Regions from separate parts of the Mus musculus genome. Here region 2 is linked to region 1. The links are chromatin contacts, found by Hi-C or POLR2A ChIA-PET in ENCODE. All regions are on one chromosome and are shown on one strand. The core of a region is the stretch at or near the end of the contact, and the rest is flanking DNA. Distances in the headings are between cores, read along the strand shown.

Region 1 (6,044 bases), core at 1,526-4,025:
GGGGTGCAGGGTCCTCTGTGTGAAGCCAGCAAAAGGGCCCATATTTCTTCCTAGACTCTCTGGTCATCCCAAATAGTATCTTCCCCCCACTTCCTGCCCGGCACCCTCAGGTATTTCTCTGTCAGAGCCCCTGTGGCAGTAGAATAGAAAGGACCTACTTGAGACTCAGAATGCTTATCCTGTGAACAAAGCACACCTGCATTGCCATGTTGGGGACACCCCACCCCTACCCTCAAGCACTGAGTCCCAAATGTCCCAGCCTCAATAACCCAAAGGGTTCTTGGGCTAGTTACTTCAGTTTCAGCCACAGGGTCTCCAAGAGCTATTTGGACAACATGTACCAAACACATTTAGTGTGTCCACACAGATATGCCCTGAAAATGAGGTGTAGGAGTGTGTATGTTCACACTCCATACCCTCAGGGTGATATAAACTGTCCTACATGAGCAAGCCAGAGGGCACAAGGCTAGATAGAGTTCCTCAGGAGAAGTCACTTTCGACCACTTCCCCTAGCTCAAGGCCAGCTTTTAGTGGAGGAATTAAAATCCTTCCCACGGATGCTTCAGGTCCCAGCAGAGCTTTACAAATGGGGAAACTAAGGCTGTGACCTAAGGCCAAGGGGTAGAGCCAGCTGGAGCCCAGGGCTCCAGACCACAGTACAGCACCCTCTTTTGGCTGGCTGTTTTCAGGGCAACACCCAGGGTGGGAGGGGCCGGGCAGCTAACACTTCAATCATCGGTTTTCCTCGTCCCCTGCCCTGAAGTGACCCCCTCCTCTGGCAGGAACTGTGGCAAATGGGTTAAAAACTGCGTATGAGCACATCTCGCTCAATGCGCCCTCCACCCTGTACAGTAGATTGAGCATCCATTTGCTAGGCAGACACTGGTCAGTTTGCAGTGGGGAAACAGCAGAGCTGAGACTGTAAGTATCCTACATCTCTCTCCCGCCACTGGGAGTTAAGAAACGGTAGAAGTAGGGGCAGAAGCTGAGCCTGGGATCCCTGCCAGGGCTCTGGAGAGAACTGACCCACAGCATATCCCCCCCCACTCCACCCCCATCCCACACAGCACTCCAGGATGAGCAAAGTCTGGGTGAACAGCCTGGAGTCCTCTAGCCTGGGCCATTTCTGGGAATCCAGGGAGCTGGAGCAGGAACTAGGGGAGGAGAGGATGCCACCACCCACGATAGCCACTGGAAACTGTGGGCTTGCGCGCGCGCGCGCACACACACACACACACACACACACACACACACACACACACACACACACGGGAATTCCAGGAATGTCAACTTGGCACAGGCTTCTACTCCCCAACTCTCCCTAAGTAAACAAGTCTTCCAGGGGCCGGACCGAACTGAGAGCCCCTCCTCCAAGCCTTTGGCCTCCACCCCATCCCCTAGGGCAGACCCTACAGACCATCTCCTATCCCACTCCCCTGCCACCCTCACCTCTGGCCACCAGCAGTCTTCAGTCCAGATCTTGAGCCTGATCCCAGGCCACAGTGACTCACAGGCCCCCACTGCCCCCTCTGGCCAGGGCAGGATGTTGGGGGGAGGGGACAGGACCGGGAAGTCGCCTAGCTCGTGGCTCTGCACGTGGCTCCATGGGGGATGGCAAAAGCTGCCAGGGAGGCTGTCCAGGGTGACATCGGGGGCACAACCACCAAGCTGGCCAGTGGCTCCGACCAGCCACACTCAAGACCCAGGAGACCCCTCCCGACCTCCCCTCCATCGTTTGTTTCCCAGAGGCACCTGGAAAATGTCTAGGACCCCCCAGAGCCTTCACTGTAACCAGATCTCAAACTTCCCAAGCTCTATCGAACTTCTCCAGCTTCTCACTGCAAGCTGCCTCGTTTTCCTAAGGGTAGCTCCCAACACACAAGAAGGCGGCCAAGGTGATACACTCCCCAGAAACCAGCTCCTTGCCCATTCCCTTAAGTCCTTAAGTCACGTCCAGGTGAGGCAGACCTGTGGCCACTAGCAGTCTCGCACGCAATCTCCGCGTCTGAGCCAAATATCCCGGGAAAAAGAGGTTAGAAGGTCTGTTCATAGGGTGCCTCCTCCATGACGCCTTCCCGGACCACCGCCCTGCTCCTCTCCCCAGGAAAAGACCCTTCTCAGAGGAGAGGACTGTACTGAGCGCGGGAGGCCGCCGTCGGGGCTCGGGACACCGTACCGCCGACGGTTCTGCAGCGGCCGAAGAGAAGGACGCCCCAAACTCCAAGGCCCGGACTCTGCCTGGGCACCTCGGGTAAGGGCTCCAGACCGAGACCCCTTGGAGTCCGGGCCAGGAGGCGGGAAGACCGCCTTGGCCGTGGACAGTCGGCAGCCCGCTCTCCGGCTGCGCCACCACCACTTGTTAACCACCTCTTGGCTCCAGTCGGCTTGCGATCCGGCCAGCGGGACCCCAGCCCGCTAGAACCGCCGTACCTGTGCGCGCCGCCGCACGGCGGAGCAGCTGTCAGTCAAGGCAACACGAGAAACGCGAACCGCCGGCCGCGGACCTTTCGGCCTTGCTCGGACGCCGTAGCGCCGGGATCTACCACCACAGCGGGAGGGGGGGGACCGGGATGCTGCCGCGGGCTCGGAGGCTCTCGGAGCCCCGGGTGGGCACGAGCAAGGAACACCGCCGCTTCAGGGTAATCATGGGAGCCGGGGCAGGGCTGCGGCGGGATTCAGGGAGATGCGGGGCGGGGCTCTGGATCTTACGGGGCGGAGCTAGGGCGTAATGAGCCCCGCGCTATGGGCGCGCCTGGGGCGGGCCTTGAAAAGCTACTGCCGGCAGCCTGCACGCCAGACGCCGCCATGATCATCCCGGTGCGCTGCTTCACCTGCGGGAAGATCGTCGGCAACAAATGGGAAGCCTACCTGGGTCTGCTGCAGGCCGAGTACACGGAGGGGTGAGACGGCGGGCCGCGGGGGATGGGACAGGACGGGAAGGCTGGACTGGGGGCATGAAGTCGAGGGGCAATGGGGAGGGTTCTGCGGCGGACCGGGAGTGAAATTGAGGTGTCCTGGGCCGGGGGTAGATAAGATTTCCTATGGAGAATTGGCAGGGCAGGGGTTGTGGGGTCTAGTGAGAAGACTGGATGTCCTCCAGCCCAGACCTGTGATGTATTCCCAGAAGAGTGAGTCTTTAGTTTGTTTTCGAGGCAGGATTTCGGTGGCTGACCTGAATTCTCTATGTAAAGCAGTCTGGTCTGAAACACTTCGAAATCCTGCCTGTCTCCTGGATGTTGGGATTAAAGGCGTGCAATATCACGCCCAGGCTCTCAGAAGTTTGGAAGGTGGTTTTCTTCAAGTTGCTGGCCTTTGGGAAACTTCTAAGCATCCTTCCCGTGGGTGACACCTCAAGTCTCTTCCCTGTCGACCTACTCTCTATCCTCTATCTGCTTTCCGACCTACCCCTTATGTACTTCGAACCTCGTGGGCCCTTTAAAATGCAGGACAGGCTTTGTGGGCATCGTCTTGTGCTCACTACTATGACTGTCCCCCAAAATAGACCTCTGGCCACCATGTCAACACCAAGGGGTTCTCTTTCTCTGCACAAGCCATAAGTCAGTGGGGCTTAATGAGCAGCTATTAGATCAGCTCTGATGAGTAGCTGCTAGCCTTCTGGGACCCTCTTTCACTTGGGCAGGAACCTCTCAAGCTGTCTAGGTCCCAGAGAAATTAAATCTAGTGTGAGTTCAAAGCCTGTGGGGTAGCAACAACCAGTTCATGGCGTTTAGTCAGAGTCCACCTGTGGGGCCTGGAATTGTACTCCTTGATGAGGGGATATTGGTCTCCTAAGCTTTCCCAAATAACCCTGGAAGCCCATAACCCTGGGTACAAGAGACAAACGCAGAGATACAGGGGGTTAGAGAGATGGCCCAACTGTTTTTTTTGTTGTTGTTTTGTTTTTCAAGACAGGGTTTCTCTGTGTAGCCCTGGCTGTCCTGAAACTCACTTTGTAGCTCAGGCCGGCCTCGAACTCAGAAATTCACCTGCCTCTGCCTCTACCTCCCAAGTGCTTGGGATTAAAGGTGTGCACCACCACACCCAGCTAGATGGCTCAACTGTTAAGAGCACTGGCTGTTTTGTGTGTTTGGTTGTTTGATTGTTTTTTAAGAGGACTCAGGTTCCGTTCCTTGAAGCAACATGGTATCTCGCAAGTGTCCGTAACTCCTTTGGGCTTTGGGAGCATCAGGCACCCATACACATAAAACGAAATTTTAAAAAACAGGTGTAGGCAGAAGGCTGTTAAGGATGGATACAGGATGCTATGGGAGAAGACTGGCACATGAGCAGGTGTAACTTCTAGGTGGGGAAAGGGTCACCTGGCTCCTCCCTGAGCATCTAGATACATATTTCAGAAATCTCCAGGCCATTTCCCTATGGCCTGGTGTCAGGTTTCAATCGCTGATTATGTAGATGTGCTCTGGTAACCCCTATCCACACGAATACCCAGAGGCAAGCTGGAGGTGGTTCCAAACCTATCCAGACTCTAGAGACCACATCCAGCCTCACTCTTCTCTTTACAGGGATGCCCTGGACGCTCTGGGCCTAAAGCGCTACTGCTGCCGCCGCATGCTGCTAGCACACGTGGACCTGATTGAGAAGCTGCTGAACTATGCACCCCTAGAGAAGTGACCGCTGGAGCCTGCCCTCCTCTGTCTCCTGCTGGCCACGGGCAGCCTGTCGTGCTATGTTCAAACTGAGCTATTGGGGATGTTGGTGTATTGCCTGGCTGTGGCCCTGTGGCTAAGTCCTGTTACCCTGGAAGGAACTGTTTAGTAAAGATGTTTGCAGAACCACCAACAGGTCTAACTTCCAAGGTGCTCCATGTCCATGTCTGTGCTGTCTCTGAGGCTACCTGGCCTGCCTCCAGTCTTTCCCCTAGGGCTGGTCTCCTTCCCCTTCATCTGACTGGGAGTCTCGTCCTGTGGAGGAGTACCCTGCTTCCGTTCCCCGGGGCCTTGACCACTTTGATCAACGAGGTAGCCCTACAGTAGTCTTGTACCACATTGCTTTAGGGCCTCTCCGCTTCCTGCCTGTGTTCAGGATGGGCATAATGGATGTGGGCACCACACCATCCACAGGTATGGATGGGCCCAAGCCTGGTGACAATATTCCTTTGGAATGCTGAGCGTGCTTGGAGGTCCCAATCCTTGTGCTAGGGTTATTATGCATTTGGGTATTTGGTCTGCTTATAAGTCTTTGTATCACTGTGTCCCCACAGAGGCCAGATCCCCTGAGAGTAAAGTTATAGAATGTATAAGCTGCCATCAGGTATTGGGAATCAAACCCAGATTTATTTACCTTTCATTTTCCAAGACAGGGTTTCTCTGTTTGGCCTTGACTATCCTGGAATTCAACTCTGCAGACCAGGCTGGCCTTGAACTAAAGAGATCAGTCTCTGCCTCCCGAGTGTTGAGTTTAAAGGACGGCTTGTGCCACCCAACCAAACCCAGATACTGTAGGAGTACGCCCAAGGCCACAGGCCTCACGAATTTCTTGGGTCCTAAAGCCCATCAGCTGTGTGAGCCTATCTGCTGCCCATGCCTGAGGATCTTGTTTCCAGAATCTTCCCAGGCCCGACAGCTAGGCAGCCCTGCCCCTTGACCCAATCCCCACAGCATGTAGTCCTAAGAAGCCTACTCTAGGCCAAAGGAGGTGGTGTAGTGCTTTAGCTCCTAGGCATCTGCATCAAGTACCCCGGGTTCTTTCTAGCACATTGATCCCTTTGAGAATTTTGGTGGGTTTTTTTGTTTTGTTTTTTGAGACCAGCTTTGGCTGGTTTGAAACTCACAACAGTCAGCCTGCCTTTACCTCTTGGATTCTGGGATTAAAGGTGTGTGTGGCATAGCATACCCACCCTACCCCACCCCTGGTTTTTTGTTGTTTTAAAGAAAAAGGCGGGCTGGTGAGATGGCTCAGTGGGTAAGAGCACCCAACTGCTCTTCCAAAGGTCCAGAGTTCAAATCCCAGCAACCACATGGTGGCTCACAACCATCCGCAACAAGATCCTCTTCTGGAGTGTCTGAAGACAGCAACAGTGTACT
Region 2 (6,217 bases), core at 3,026-5,525, 910 kb before region 1:
CCCTTCCTGCCTCTGCCTCCTCAGTCACAAGCCTCCATGCCTCACTTCAGACTTTTACTTCCCTGAGTGAATACCCAGGAGAACAATTGCTGAATTGTATGACAAGAGAACATTTAGTTTTGAAAGAGAACTCCACGCTGTTTTCCAAAGTGGCTACACCATTTCTGCACCCTCACCACAATGAGTGGGACTGCCCACTGCCTCCCTGCCCTACCCTAAGCCAATGTCGTCACCCTTTTGGATTTGGGCTACCTACTAGGCGTGTGGTGGTGTCTCATTGTTGTTCTAATCTGCAATTCCCCAGTGATGGCAGGTGCCAGGCATCTGTTCTGAATAATTGCCTTTGAGATTCTATCTTTGGTCAAGTGATTGTTCAGACCTGTTGGCCGTTTTTGTTTATTATTTTTATTGTTTTTTTTTTTTTTTAAGTATCCCACACTATTGCTCAGACTAACCTGGAACTCACACCAACCCTCTTCCTACACTCTGCTGTTTAAACAAATCTGCTGCTTCCCAGGCAACGGAGAAGCCATCTTTGTGTGTCCTTCCTCCTAGGTCTCCAGTGCCCCTGGGATTTATTGATTGTTCAGTTTGGTGTGAGGGAAGGATCATTAACACGACTCCAATTTCAGTGTACTACAGAGTAGCTTTTCTCCTCTCTGCCCTTCCTATCATCTGGGCACATGCACGGTGATGCTCCTCCTTGCTTCCACCCACTCTCTGTCAACGCCATCCCATCTTGATTACTGAAGAGAATGCTCATCCCTCTTCACTGAAATGACTGCTGTCCAGGTCAGATTGCTCAACCCAGTGTTTCATGGTGGCTTCTGCCTTCCAGTCCATGCATCAGCCAGGCTGTCTAACCTCATGGCCAGTCCATGACCAGTCTCATAAGACACTTTCTTCAGGGTTCTTGGGTACTCCTCTCTTATGGCCTCTGTCTCCAGACAGCCACTGTTGGGTCCCCTTGGTTTAGCCACATAAAGTTGGGAAGCCCCGGGGCTCAATCTCTAGCCCTCTTCTGTGCATAGACTCTGCACACCTGGTCCTTGGTTTCACCCAATCTGATTGGTACAAAACTCTGAATAAGGACTATGCGCTGCTTCTACGGCAGGTGGCCCTGTCTCCTGGACTCCCAACTCAAATGGCCCCCACTACTCACCAGTCCTCAGGCACACACTGCAGGTGCACACTGGACCTGAACTTGTAATGCTGAACTCATGCCTTCTTCGTTAGGCTCCTTCCTCTCACAGAGCACCTCTTGTCCCGTCAGACATCACTAGTCTAGCCGTTTCAGATAGCCCCCCTGCAAAGTCACTACTGATCTCCAATCCTGGTACCATCTGTGCACCCAACAAAGAAACCCTCCTATAGGGCAGACCCTGCCTTTCTCTCCCCACCTCAGGATCCAGGTCCTACTGCTTCCTTTCACCTGGACAGCTGCTGTATCTCCTAGATGGCCTCCTCTCTCTCCTGAGGACCCAATGTCCCTGGCCACTCCTCGGCCTGTTTCTTTCTTCCTCCCCCAATACACCAAGACTTGAGCTATCTTCTAGCCTTTTCTCTTACTCATCCAGTAGCCCTGGCTCTTGTCCACCTCCTTAGAGCCACTCAAATGAGGCCCCTGTAATTGCAACACCCCACATGACTTCCTGCACCCCATTTCTGCACCAGCTTTTGAGTTTTGCACCAACTTCCCAGTTCCTGTTTTGTCTGTCCTTACCTGAAGTATGGACTCCAGGAAGGCAGGACTTTCTGCATTGTTCCCTTTTGACACCAAGAGCAGAGGCTGGTATTCAGTTGGTATTCAGTAGTAATGGGAACCCAAGAGGAATGTGGCAATATCCTGGGTGGCTGAGAGGGGCCTGGCCCAGGAGGCACTGTGTGATCCCCGTGGGGAATTTCTGAAGTGGAAGTCTAGCAGGGTAGCTTCCAATCATATGGGCCTGGGCTGTCTCACTTCAGAGCCAAGGCTGGGGATGGTCTCTAAGCAATGAATGTCTCCATGAGAAGGGAGTATTACACAGAGGGTGCTGCACAGGCCTGCTCCCCTTCCTGCCTTCCATCATAGCAGGACCTATTGTCAAATGGGCAGGAGAACCTTGCGGGTGGGAAAAAATGTCAGGGCCTAGCTTTTAAGGAAAACTCAGGGCCACTCCGTTTTCTGGAGGCAGCTCCATACGCTGTAAGTACCCAGGCTGGATATCTAGGCTGGCTTCTCCCACCTGCCTCCTTATTCCCCTTACTCTATGCACCAGATAAGACTTGTATCCCTACTGAGTGCAGCTGATCTAGTCTGGTGCACCTGGAACCCCAAGACAGCCCTCTGCTCTGTCATTAAGTCAATGGGCCCCTCTAAATCCGCCAGGGTCAATGTATGGCGCAGTTGGCAAGGGTTGAAAAGTGAGCCCTGCCTGCTAAGTGGATCCCTGGACCGAAGGTGGATGACTAACAGCAGAATTGCAGGGCCTGAACACACTGACCCTTTACTGGCTGGAGAGTATAAGAAGCAAGCCTGGTGCAAGAGGCCTGAGACAGGCAGAGAGGGAGAGTATAATCTAGTATGGTGGGAGAACTCAGGAATTCTAGACACTATGGCCCATCCCTGAGGTCTGTCAGGTGAGGGGATCAGAAAGCACACACCTGAGCTTTCATCCCTGAGCTTTCCAGGTCCAGTGGGGTAGCAGCTACAGGACTGGGTGCATCTAGGTATTCACTCACACAGACTATATGGGGAAACCCAGGGACAGAGGCAGCTAGAATTCTTTGCAGAAAATGGACTGCAGAGAGCCCCTGGAGGTCCCCATCAGTCTCTTACCCTGTGGCTTATATGAGCCACACATGAGCACAGCTGACCGCTATGTCCTGCCTCCAGTCATGCCGACACACATCTAATGGATGTCTCTATTGGCACCTGAGCACCCTGCAACACTATTTATGGCAGGGCTGGGAGAGCCAGCATGGTGCCCCAGAGGACCTTTCCCATTGCCCACCCATGGTCCAGCAATCATCTCTAGATAGCAACTCTAGGAAGCAAATGGCAACTCCAGGGCCAGACCCTGTCTCTTGGGCTACCAAAGAATAGTCTTAGATTCAAAGGAGTAGAGGGTCAGATTCCAAGATCTTAGGGCAGCTCTCGCCCTCACACCCAAGCTTTAAGCAATGTGTGGAGTGCTGACTGTGGAGGCAGGATCCAGGCTGTGGTGACCCACGTGTAGCTATTAACACTGACCCTGAGTGGAGAGCCTTGGCAGAGGTCAAGTGCCCAACTTGATGTAACTTGATGGGAATTGTAGCTTTGAACCTGGGGAACCAGAACAGCTCATGTGTCCATGTGTAGAGTGGACTTAGAGGCATCCACCTCCTCAATACAGGTAGAACATGTCCAAAAGCGCTCCCGGGATCAGACCCTGGCAAGGCTCCTCTGCGTTCCTGTCCTTGTATGGACACCACCTCTCAGAGAGGACATTCCCCTTAAATGCCTTTCTGGGCTCAGCTCTCCATGATGGAGAGCTGGACTCTGCCTCTCTCAAACAGCACCCAATTCATTTGCTGACACCAAGCAGGGCATTAAAGAGTGAAGTAGTTAAGACCCAAGTGGCGATTGCAACCCTGGTCTCATCTCACTGTACACCCTACCCCTTGTATCAATAGATGCATAGTCCAGGACTAGGCCTGCAATCAACATTGCTACATTATGGAATGTGCATGTTAGGTGTTCCAGCTTAAATAAAAAGGGTGTTGCTCTGGGGAGATGAGTAGGTAGTGGAGCTTTGAAGAGGGTGAAGTTTGCTGGTCCAAGAGTCCAGAGAGGCTCCAGGGAAATTCTCAAGGAGGAACAGAGCTGAAAGAGAAAAGGCTTAGGTTTAAGCTGGCATCCAGGAGAGGGTCAGGGCCCAATCAGACAAAGACCACATCCTGGTAGTGGGCACCCCAATTATGCAAAAAAGACAGATTAAGGGAGGGGCGGAGCTGAGGGCAGGATCCGCCCCTCTGGATGCTTCCGGGCCTGCCTGGTCTTCCTTCCCCCACGTGACCTGTATCCAGTCATTCTCCGGTCCCAGGAAAGTGGGCGGGCGCGTTCCCGAGAGCCGTGCGTAGGCCTGGAGTAGGGCACGCCTGCGCCCGGGCAGTGTTGGAGGCGGGTTCGGGTCGCCCCGCCCCTCGCCCGCGTCTCACGTGACCCGTTGAGGGCCAAACAAGCGGGTCAGCTGACTCCGCGGGACTGCGGCGTCATCCTGCCTATAAGCCGGCGACCTCTGGCTTTAAGCTTTGCTCTCTTCGGGCCGCCGCGACCATGAAGACTCCCGGCGTCTTGCTGCTCATTCTCGGCCTCCTGGCTTCGTCCTCCTTCGCGATTATCAGGTGAGGACCCGCTCTGGGTCCGGAGATGCGGGGCTCGTCACCTGGAGTGCCGCGTGCTCCGGCCGTGCTGGAATGCACCTGTGCACCCAGCGCAGCCTTCCTCAGGGTCCCACAGACTATGGGGCGAGACACTCAAAAGGCAGGGGTCTCCTGGGCCCCTCTCCACTCCTATGACTCCTATGGTCGAACAGGAGGGTACAGTAGGGTGGCCACAAGTGGGTCTGACTCCAACCTCGCCTCTGTGTGTGTGTGTGTGTGTGTGTGTGTGTGTGTGTGTGTGTGTGTAGCGGGGCGGCCGCTTCTGAGGAGAAGTGCTGCCCCATGGATAGGATTCTGTTGAACCCAGCTGTGGAAGTTGGAAAACCTAGTAGGCCCTTGCCCCCCTGAACTTCCTCAGGCCTTTCCTTTTAAGGGACCCTGTTTGACAGCTGTGCACTGGTGCATAGCCCTAGAAGTTTACTCAAAGATGATCCCCCCTGTCCTGGGTGGTGAATCTCTCCTCCTCCCTCCTGAGTTGCACAAGTCCCAGAGAGAGAAGGTATGGAGTGGCCCAGTTCAAATACCTTGGAGCTGAGGTCTACCCCACTGGGGACCAGGCCCTTCTCAGGCCCGTGGACTTGGCCTTTGTGCTAGATGAGGTCTTGGTGGTAGCCCGTGTGTTTTCCCACTCTGTGAGTCCCTGGTCGTGGCAGGTGGCTGAGGCCGTAGGCTGCGGGAGTAGAGCTGGCTCTGCCGGCTGGGCACCAGGGTTGGGTGGGAAGGAGCCCAGTCTGTAGGCTGCAAGCTGTGGGTGGGTAGCCTCAGTGGAGCCATTGTAGGGAGTGGCCTAGGCTTGATCCTGCCCTGGGCTTGCCTGCCCTGCCCTCAGGCTTCTCTTCTCTGGGAAGAGGTGTTGTGGACTCCAGGATCCCTGAGACTAGGCACCAGAAACAAAGCCACACTCTTAGGCTTGTTGGCATGTTTCCTGACCTTTGCAGGGTGTGTGCCTCCCCTAAGCCCCAGGCCAGAAGCCTGCCTCTTCCAGCCCACTACTCTTAGGCAAGACTCCTATGTCTCTCAGAGCATGCACTGTGCATGCCAGGAAAGGTCAGCTGTGACCTTGGCTACAAATCCCTGGGCAGAGAAGTTTCAACAAGTGATTACAGATCAGCTCTCCTTGGGAACAGGAGCAAACTGGGGGTGGGGGGTGGGGTGGTGGTGGAGAGGTGACCTGGAGGGCAGGGCAGGGACCCCTCTCCCTCTGCTATCTAATGGTGGCGTCCCCTATTTAGTTGTCTGCATCAGGGCTGCAGGGAGCATATAAGGGCCTTGAGTCTGTGGTGGTAGGGCATGTAGGTTTCTTGGGTGAGAGTTGCCAGATTGTGTGCAGGGATGGCTAGGGAGAGCATGAGGAGTTGGTGTTGAAGCCTCTTGGATGGTTAGGGGAAGAACCTCCAGGGACTGTCCAGGATGATAATGTCACTGCAGGCCTGGTAGGGGTGGTTGGTGGGGCTCCTTTTTGTAGAGTCCACGTGGGAACCGATGTGGCTAGGGGCCAGGTTCAGTGGATCAACCAGAGTCCCATGGTGCACCTTGCTTTGGATGCACCTGTTCCTCCTCCTCCTCCACCTCCTCCTGATGTAGGATTGGGTTCACCAGGGCACCAGGTACAAGTGCCTGGCCACACCCTAAACAGAACCCACTAGCCAGTAACCCAGGTAGGCAGACAGAGCAAGAGCTGGCCCAGTATGTGCTGTTTGTTTCACTCTAGGGTGACTGAGAACCACCTGACTGGGGTGTGGTTGGTGAGGGAAAGGGGTGGGCACACTAGCCTATCCTTGGACATGAGGAGCGAGCTTCTGTGACTGAACCT

Evidence for each region. A loop is a pair of places that touch in the nucleus more often than their neighbours do. ChIA-PET counts read pairs that join two places held with the same protein, here RNA polymerase II (POLR2A).
Region 2: a loop to region 1 is called in a map of T-helper 1 cell, with 2.9 times the contacts of the local background. The contact joins the promoter of Ctsd here to the promoter of Polr2l in region 1. A Hi-C loop is called at or near these places in 1 of 37 maps with a recorded cell type or tissue (T-helper 1 cell). POLR2A ChIA-PET finds 5 or more read pairs at or near these places in 1 of 5 experiments (embryonic stem cell).

What each region holds. Positions count from the first base shown.
Region 1 is chr7:141,471,884-141,477,927 of GRCm38, reverse strand. Polr2l (polymerase (RNA) II (DNA directed) polypeptide L) reads left to right here and starts at 2,775. Exons shown (of 2, transcript NM_025593.1): 1 at 2,775-2,900; 2 at 4,524-6,044. The coding sequence starts at 2,806. The coding sequence ends at 4,632. It overlaps Tspan4 (tetraspanin 4), which reads right to left and starts at 2,692. Exons shown (of 8, transcript NM_053082.3): 1 at 2,431-2,692.
Region 2 is chr7:142,385,885-142,392,101 of GRCm38, reverse strand. Ctsd (cathepsin D) reads left to right here and starts at 4,275. Exons shown (of 9, transcript NM_009983.3): 1 at 4,275-4,365. The coding sequence starts at 4,298.